Linked DNA regions of Homo sapiens: region 1 is linked to region 2. A link is a contact called in ENCODE Hi-C or POLR2A ChIA-PET data. All regions are on one chromosome and are shown on one strand. The core of a region is the stretch at or near the end of the contact, and the rest is flanking DNA. Distances in the headings are between cores, read along the strand shown. Region 1 overlaps GPRIN3 (GPRIN family member 3). Region 2 holds the start of HSD17B11 (hydroxysteroid 17-beta dehydrogenase 11).

Region 1 (4,232 bases), core at 1,576-4,075, 1.9 Mb after region 2:
CACTGCTGGAAATCTGCAGTCTGAAAAGCAGTGCTCTCTACTGTGTTACCTCCGGGAACAAAGAGTTTGAATTCTGAAATGACATGAGGTGGTAAAGACATTCCAGAGTGATAAAAAGGGTCCAGTAATAAGACTAATGCCTCTAGGTGATTTCTGTCCATTTTCTTTTACTAGAAAAAAAAATCAATTGCTAATTAAGGAACTAAAAAAATAAGGCAGAAATCACGGCTTTTTTCAGTTATTGGATTTTCACCTTCCAAATGGACAGACAGGTATATTCATCCTCCTACCGAGTACCATTAATTCATTAGAACTACAGTTTTAAGAAGGAATTTGTCTGAAATAGGCCTCCTGTGCATGGATTACCTTTTTTTTTCTTAGTATTCCATTTGCAATGAGAACACTTAGCTGTAAGCTGTAATAAGGAATTGCTTAACTTTCATAAGTAAATGAATGTCTATGATTAAAACATCAATCACGGAAACACTAGTTCTATAAATAGTTTCTAGGTCCAAAGTCCATAGGCAGTTAAATAAAGACACATGTTTGTTTTTTCTTGTTTGTGTGTGTGTGTGTGCATATGTATGTGTGTGGGTGTGCACACACATGTGACATAAGAAACACATTTGGTTTTTCTTTTGAGAAACAAAGAAATGTTATTTGCTGAACATATGTGTTACCTGGTATTTTGATAAAATTTATGTTTGCCAATGTTATCACCTATGCAATGATCTATAAAATTTTAACCTAAAATATCTGTCCTTGAACTCACCCTGTGTTTTTTTAAATGTCTTATTGCTCATTTAGAAGCTTTCACATTTGCTTTTTAAGCAACACAAGATGAAATCCAAGATAGAAGACAGAAGTCCATAAAATCGTACTGAGTCCTTACATTTTGACCCACTGTGATTTGCATCACCAACAGAGTCCTGCAGTGTAGCATAGTGGTGAAGCTCATGGCCTTTGACATTGAACAACTGAATTCACACAGCTCCATTACCATCTGTGGGACTTTGGGCAAGTTATGCTATCTATTTCCTCATCTCTAGAATGGGGAATTATTAATGTGTTATTATTTAGTAGTACAAACCTCAGAGATTTCTTTAAAGGAGAAGTGGTTTTAGCAAGACGTCACTGGCAGATAAGCCTGAAGAATAAAATTTTTAAGGATTTATACATATCTGTAATCTAGCCTTCACTCATTTCCTTTGGAAAGTAGATGGATATATATGGAGACATGTATTAGGGTTCTCTTATGCTCTAGAATCAAGATGGCAAAGTGCCTCAAGTGTTTTTTTGTTTTGTTTTGTTTTGTTTTGTTTCTTGTTCATTCTTTAATGAATTTTAAACCCTCTTCCCGCATGTGTTTAGTTGGTCTTTCATTCTTTTCCACTCATCATCATTAATTCTATAATTGAGGCTCCATCTCTTTTCTTTTATTTCCCCTACACCACCAGTCTCTGCGCTCCAAGGCAAAGGAGGTTCTCCTCCCAGTCAGGGCAAATACACAGAGATGGAATCACTTACTAGGCATTTCAGAGGCATGAATTACCACTTAAACTTCCAAGGTTGAAGCCCTGGAGAGGGAGACCAATGGAGAGTGGTGAGCACCTCCTCAGAATAAAAAGATAGCCAGAAGGCATGGGATATTTCACAGAGCAGCTACATAAATAGCTGGGTATTTACAGTCCCATTGGAATGGGTACATTCCCCAATAATGATCTGACTCAAGATCATTCCCCAAGGGTGGAAGAGCTTCCTGAGAGTCTAAGCAATTATCTAAAACAGCGGCCCTTAAGCAGTCTTAAAATACACTTGTGTATCACAAACAATTTATGAGCAATGATAAAGTACCAATGACAGCAAATTATTTATTAAAGTATAATTTAGAGCTGTTTTCTCTAATGAATTATATTAACCTCAAAAATCAAGTTATTTCTATAATAATGTCACTCTCACTCATTTCACTGGCATGTGTGGATATTTTCTTAAATAGGAAAAAAATGGAAATGAAGTTACACTGAGGTTCTGGTATCCTCATGAGAAAGAAATTTCTCGTAGTACACATACCAGCAGACTCTTGTAAGAATTCTACATCTTATATCTGTTCCGTTTTTGTCACTTCTGCTACCCTCTGCTTCTTAGTTGTTTTTAGGAGAACTAAGTCAAAAATGCATGTGTCTGTGACTTTATTTTCTACAACATTAAGGAAGTGGAGTATGGGAAAGACATACAGTTTTCAAGTTAGCCTGGCAGGGAGGAAAGGAACCCAGGTGTGGCAAGCAGGTGGTGAAGCTGTGAAGAGGAACGGAAATGAAGCTGAATTGCTCAGCATACAGGAAGGAAGAAAGAGGTACAGGGCTGCTTGGTTAGGACAGAGGAGGGACCCAGGTTGTTAGGCTACCAGGGGAATTCTCTGAGATCATGACCAGGAAAAGAGCCCATTCTAATTTTGTTGAACTATATTTATTACTAAGCTTATTCCCGTTGTCTGGGAATTATTTGAGAGTTCAGACTATGTATTATTCAATTTTGAGTCCCTAGCACACAAAACAGGGTTTTACATACATACATATATATATATGTATATATATATATCTCAAGTGCTCGATACAGATTTATTAAATGATCCAAAGAATTCACCTTTCTTAAACCAGGGCCTTCTGCCAACTCCATTTCACATTCTATCTCTCACCTCCTAAATAAATTCCTATTTCCAGTTGGAGGAAAGCTTTGATTCAATTTGCAAAGTAGAAGGAGCTGACATGCTCTCAATCCAGTCCAGCTCAGGTTATTAACTTTTCCCCTCCCTCTCGGAGGCTCAGATTTCATCACTCAAAAGCCACAAACCCCAGAGGGAGGATTTTTTAAAAACCTATCATTATAGTTCTAAACATCAAAATAGCCACCAGGGGAATAGCAGAACAGTTTCTTCGTAAAAGAGCATAAACATTTCAGTGAACTAAATTTGTGTTTTAAATGGCACTTTCAGAAAAATAACTTTATCTCTAAAGACTTTTAACACCTATGGTCTTTTATATATTATCAACCCATTTCAGGTGACAGGACGCTTGATACTTAAACACAGCCACCATTCTATAAGGAAATGCCACTCTCTTCAAAGAAAGCATAGAGTCAATGTGGCACTGTGTCCTCTGTTAGTTTCGATTGGTACTATTCTCGGCACTGTCTTCTCGGAGTGAAGCTGTTGAAACACCGACACTTTAGGATTAATAATTAGATGAGGGGATGTTTTTAGAAATAAAGTAGGAGGCACGAAGTGGGGGTGGTATGCAGCAAGTGTGCATGAGGAAGGAAAGTGGCAGGAGAAGTTGACAAGGCATGAGAGATTTCAGAGCGCTATGAAGACAGCTTTCCCTACCGAAGAGATCTGTCTGAGTTTTCCATCTTGTTGCCCCAAAAGGGCATTTGTCTTTATTTGCAACATGAATAAATCAACCCTGATGCAGTCACCTCATTTTTTAGCCATAGTAACGGAGCAGTTCTACACAATCAAGTGGCCAGACTGTGCAGTGATCTGCCTAGCCTCAGAGAGGGGTTGCAAACACAGCCTACTGTAATCATTAACTGAGCATTTCCAGGCTATACAGAAACACAAGCTGGGATACGAGTTGATACTACTCCTGAAAGTTTATCTCAACTGCCAGGCCTGCTAAATAAAATGCAGCATCACTTGAAAGATTGAGATACACTCTGGACTTTCAGGAAGCTATGCAAGTTTGGTCTATGTGTAAAAAGTTATACATAAGATAAAGATATGGTGCATTTAAAAATACATAAAGCAATCCAATGTGAGATCTCAGTCATTGGTCTTTAAGGTAAAGAAAAAATAAATTACATTATTGTTAAAACTGCTAATATTTTTCATTTGCCACTTGTCGTACAGTAAAAAGCAAGCAAGTACACAGATGAAAAACTCCGTTATTCTTTAACAGACTACGTTAACTCAATTTTTATTCATTAAACTTTCACAGACTCTACAAATTTTGATACTGCAAAATTTTTAGACCCTCACCATGGTTAATGGGGGTTAACTATATTTGGCGCCATCACCTTTCTGCTTTGTAGACACATCAATTTCATGAGTACAGTCATAGCATTTTGGAGCTCAATGGTACTTAGGGAACACCTAAGTAGTCCAGACTTTACAGACTCAATACCTACAGGTTTGGGGTAGTAACACAACTAAGTGAAGCTGTTGGGCACAAGTG
Region 2 (4,347 bases), core at 567-3,066:
GCCACCACGCTCAACTAATTTTTTGTATTTTTGGTAGAAATGGGGTTTCACCATGTTAGCCAGGCTGGTCTTGAACTCCTGACCTCAGGTCATCTGCCCGCCTCGGCCTCCAAAAGTGCTGGGATTACAAGTGTGAGCCACCGCATCCAGCCTGCACTTGTAATTACTTAATGTCCATTTTCCCTACTAGACTGAGGTCATGGAACCTTATTTTCTGTTTGTCACCCTATCCCTAATGTCTAAGCAGCAGACAGTCATTATTTGTTGATTGCTGTCTTCATCAGCCACTCACTGGGTTAACCCTCATTTAACTTCACATCCTTTGAATTATTGTTTACAGCATTGCATGTCAACTAGTGTGTAATGGATAATGTTTCAGGCCATCAGGTATCTTCTAGAAACCCCTTTGTTCATCTACCAAAGGTCAAATAAAAGGTTGGATTCTAGGTCCTCTTCTCCTCCCTAAGCCACACCTACACTTGTCCTAGGTAAAAAATTACACTGAAAGTTTTTTTCCCTTTTATTGTTTTTACTAAAAGATGCTTTCCCGCCACTCCTTCAGTATCACAGGTCAAACGTGGTAAAAAATGTTTTTTAAAAAAATTTGAGACAGGGTCTCACTCTGTCACCCAGGCTGGAGTGCAGTGGGGCGTTTACAGCTCACTGCAGTCTCCACCTCCCAGGCTCAAGCAACCCCCCACCTCAGCCTCCCGGAAAAGATGCTTTTTAAAATTACTCTTGGCAATAACTATGGCAATGTAGCATTGGTTTCTGTTGAGTATAATCTTTTTGTTTGTTTTTTGAGACGGAGTCTAGCTCTGTCGCCCAGGCTGAAGTGCAGTGGCGCCATCTTGGCTCACTGCAACCTCCGCCCCGCGGGGTTCCCGCCATTCTCCTGCCTCAGCCTCCCCAATAGCTGGGACTACAGACGCCCGCCACCACGCCCGGCTAATTTTTTTTTGGTATTTTTAGTAGAGACGGGGTTTCAGTGTGTTAGGATGGTCTCGATCTCCTGACCTCGCGATCCGCCTGCCTTGGACTCCCAAAGTGCTGGGATTACAGGCGTGAGCCAACGGCGAGTATAATCTTTCAAACCACTTTTCTCATTAACAGTAAGTAGGACTTTCTCTTAATAGGTACAAGCTTCTTACTCTTTTAATATATAGCTAAAACGATTGTTTTTTCCCTATTTTTAAAATAGAGGGATCAATGAAATCAGGTTCAGGAAAAAATTATGAGTTATCCTTAGGGCAAAAATGGGGATCAATTTACAAATGGGGCAGTAACTGGGACTATTATAACCTCTAGGTCTGTTTATCATGTGATCATACAACATATTAATTCATGCCCTCCCATCTGCAAAATGGCAATACTAATTTTTTTTTCCTCCCTGCTTTGCAGAGATGAGGTAAAGGGTGGTTGCCAGCAAAATGCAGACACATCCACAAATTAAAGGTACCAGAAAGTAAAACATAGTAAACACTGTTACCTTATTTATATCCCAGAGAACCAGCTTGCTTTTAAGTTTAGCAAATTCATAGGCAGTCAGTCTCCCAATTCCATGCCCAGCTCCTGTAATCAGCACGATTTCGCCGGTGACTGATTTTCTCCTCTTAGGAATAAAAAGCTTCACGAAGGACTCTAGGGAGCAGACGATCAGTAACGGGAGAAGCAGGAGGATGTCCAGAAGAAATTTCATCCCTTTTGTGGCTGCGAGCGTTTGGTGTGTTTTTTTTTTTTTTTACCACTCTAAACTGCTTTTAGAGGGTAGCTCGATCTAACACCAGAAAGAGTAGGGGCGAGAGCAAGGAGGAACTCCCGTATCAAAGAAAAACAACTCCGAAACCGTTCCTTCCGCTGGGCTGGGCTTTGTTGGTCTTTCGCAATTGGCTCGGGCTGCAGTGCTTGCTAGCTCAGAGATCTGGGAGGGACGAAGTCCAGACCGGAGCAAAGCTTCCTAGTTCTGCTTTGCGCAGCCCCCACGCGGTGTGTGGCCGCGATTGTCTTTTACACCACTTTCTCCCGGTGTCGTGAGCCGGCCTTGGAGGGTTAGTTGCTCACTTGTTTTCCTAAATTGGATAAGTTCCAAGGATAACCGACAGTGTCCACAGGCCAGATGCTTCTTTCATAGTTGAAGGTTGCTTATCACTAGATAGGGGGTGCCGCTGGGCGCGGCGGCTCTCGCCTGTGATCCTGGCACTTTGAGAAGCCCTGGCGGGAGGATCGCTTGACCCCAGGAGTTCGAGATCAGCCTGAACAACATAGGGAGACCCCCGGTCTCTTTTTTTTTTTTTTTAATTAGCCAGGCGTAGTGGCGTGTGCCTGTAGTTCCAGCTACTCGAGAGACTGAGGCACGGGAATTGCTTGAGTCCAGGAGGTGGAGGCTACAGTGAGTGAAGATCGCGCCACTGCACTCCAGCCTGGACGAAAAGGCCAGACTTTGTCCTAAAAAACAAAAACTAGATAGAGGATGCAAATGTAGATTCCTATCTTAAAGGATCCTGAAAAGACCAATCGTTCTGCTTCCAGCTGAGAAATTGCGCTACATCACATTTTAGTTTGAACTAAGCACGATTTCTGGAAGACAGGGGAAATTTTGTCTGTTCAAGGACAGCTTCAATCAAGCGCCAGAAAAAATTGTTATCGTATTAAAGGGATTGTTTCCACAAGAAAGAAGAGTATATTTGAATAATCATTTTTCACTTGACCTATTAGAGTTTGAAAATAAAAAATATATGTTGTACTTTAGGAATTTTATCTTTATTCAAGTGAATAAATAGCAAATCATTTAGCCTAAAGATTACCTATGTAACATTTGGTTTTGTAGCCTATATAAATGGGTATTCAGTATATGCTAACTAGTGACTTGAAAAAATTCTAGAGATTGGTTACTGGAAGAAAAGACCTAACTAGGGCTTGTGTCCAGTAAGAGCTTAATAATGGTATTGCATGCATTTTTTTCCAACTCATTTTTGACAGACATTGGATTTGGGTTTTGCGCAAGACACTCCAGTGCTTGGGAAGGGACTTTGTTGTGTGACAATAGTCAACTTTCATATTTAAGAGCCAGAAAGATCACACAAAAAAATCAAAGTTCACAAATAGTTCAAACTCGATTGTCCCTCTTACTTAAGCAGCCATACGTTGTTATAGGGGATGAAGGGATAGTGGCAGCCTCACAAAAGTGAACCCCATTATAGAATTCTTTGAATTCAGAATATCTACAACTTTTTTTTGGATAGCCTCCAAATCCAAATTTACAAAACACTTGTATAGAAAGTTTACAAAGTGTTCTTCCACATATATTATTTCATTTGATTTTCAAAAGCCTCCTAGGAAATAGAGAAAAGTAGAGTCAGGATATATTTATACCTATACTGTAAATGAATAAATCTGTTAGATCAACTTTAAAATCTACACAGTGAGTAAAAGTGTAACTGGGGCTACACATATGTTCAGTGTTTGTCAATTTTTTGGTCCAACACCTACAGGAATAAATTACATCTGACATGGTGATCTACTATAAGAAGTGTTTCAACTATGTTGAGTTTCATATATTGAGGCTCTAGCTATGCTATTTTTTTTTTTTTTAAAGGAGTCTCCCTCTGTCTCCAGGCTGGAGTGCAGTGGCGAAATCTTGGCTCACAGCAACCTCAACCTCCACCTCCCAGGTTCAAGCGATTCTCCTGCCTCAGCCTCCCAAGTAGCTGGGACTACAGGCACGCACCACCACACCCAGCTAATTTTTGTATTTTTAGTAGACAGGGTTTCCCCATGTTGGCTAGGATGGTCTCAATCTCGATCTCCTGTTCCACCCACCTTGGTCTTCCCAAGTGCTGGGATTACAGGCGTGAGCCATGGCACACGGTCTGGCTATGCTATTTCTTATTCCATTCTATTAATTAAAAAAAACTGGGTAGTTTTAACCTACAGTTGATCAAGGTTTCATTGGTTAAGGGAAAGAACACAGCATTTGGACGCAGTCGTACCTGAATCCCTTATGTGTATGTGACTTCATCTCTCTAAACATGTTTCTAAATTTGTAAAATTGAAATAATACTTACCCTACAGGATTCTTGTGACGTTCAAACGAGTTAATAGAAAGCACATTGCTTTATCAACTATTCAACTTTATGTAAATTATAATTAACACCAATAGAATGTGAGTGATGTGAATGGTCTTGTGAATGATGGTTGTAACATGATTTTGTGAACAGCAAACTAGATGTTTACAATTAAAATCATTCACAGTTAGAACACAGATTAGCTTCTATCTGACCACTATGTGATTTTATGTATTTGTGGTTTTAAAAAACATCTTTCATTGGTAGGGTTTAAAATATTTTG

Evidence for each region. A loop is a pair of places that touch in the nucleus more often than their neighbours do. ChIA-PET counts read pairs that join two places held with the same protein, here RNA polymerase II (POLR2A). Pooled maps may share reads with other maps.
Region 1: a pooled map shows a loop between it and region 2 (3-fold over the local background). The contact joins the enhancer-like site here to the promoter of HSD17B11 in region 2. A Hi-C loop is called at or near these places in 4 of 50 pooled maps. POLR2A ChIA-PET finds 5 or more read pairs at or near these places in 2 of 52 experiments (T-cell and naive thymus-derived CD4-positive, alpha-beta T cell).

The regions. Positions count from the first base shown.
Region 1 is chr4:89,296,091-89,300,322 of GRCh38, forward strand. The region is part of intron 1 of GPRIN3 (GPRIN family member 3); the gene reads right to left. Among named protein-coding and RNA genes, the nearest start is that of GPRIN3, 9.6 kb to the right of the region's middle. Within about 2 kb of position 2,826, at least 11 of the 41 ENCODE cell types and tissues checked have a DNase peak (open chromatin) inside an H3K27ac peak, as active enhancers do.
Region 2 is chr4:87,389,372-87,393,718 of GRCh38, forward strand. HSD17B11 (hydroxysteroid 17-beta dehydrogenase 11) reads right to left here and starts at 1,817. Exons shown (of 7, transcript NM_016245.5): 1 at 1,490-1,817. The coding sequence starts at 1,699. RefSeq lists enhancers at 2,029-2,098, 2,112-2,684.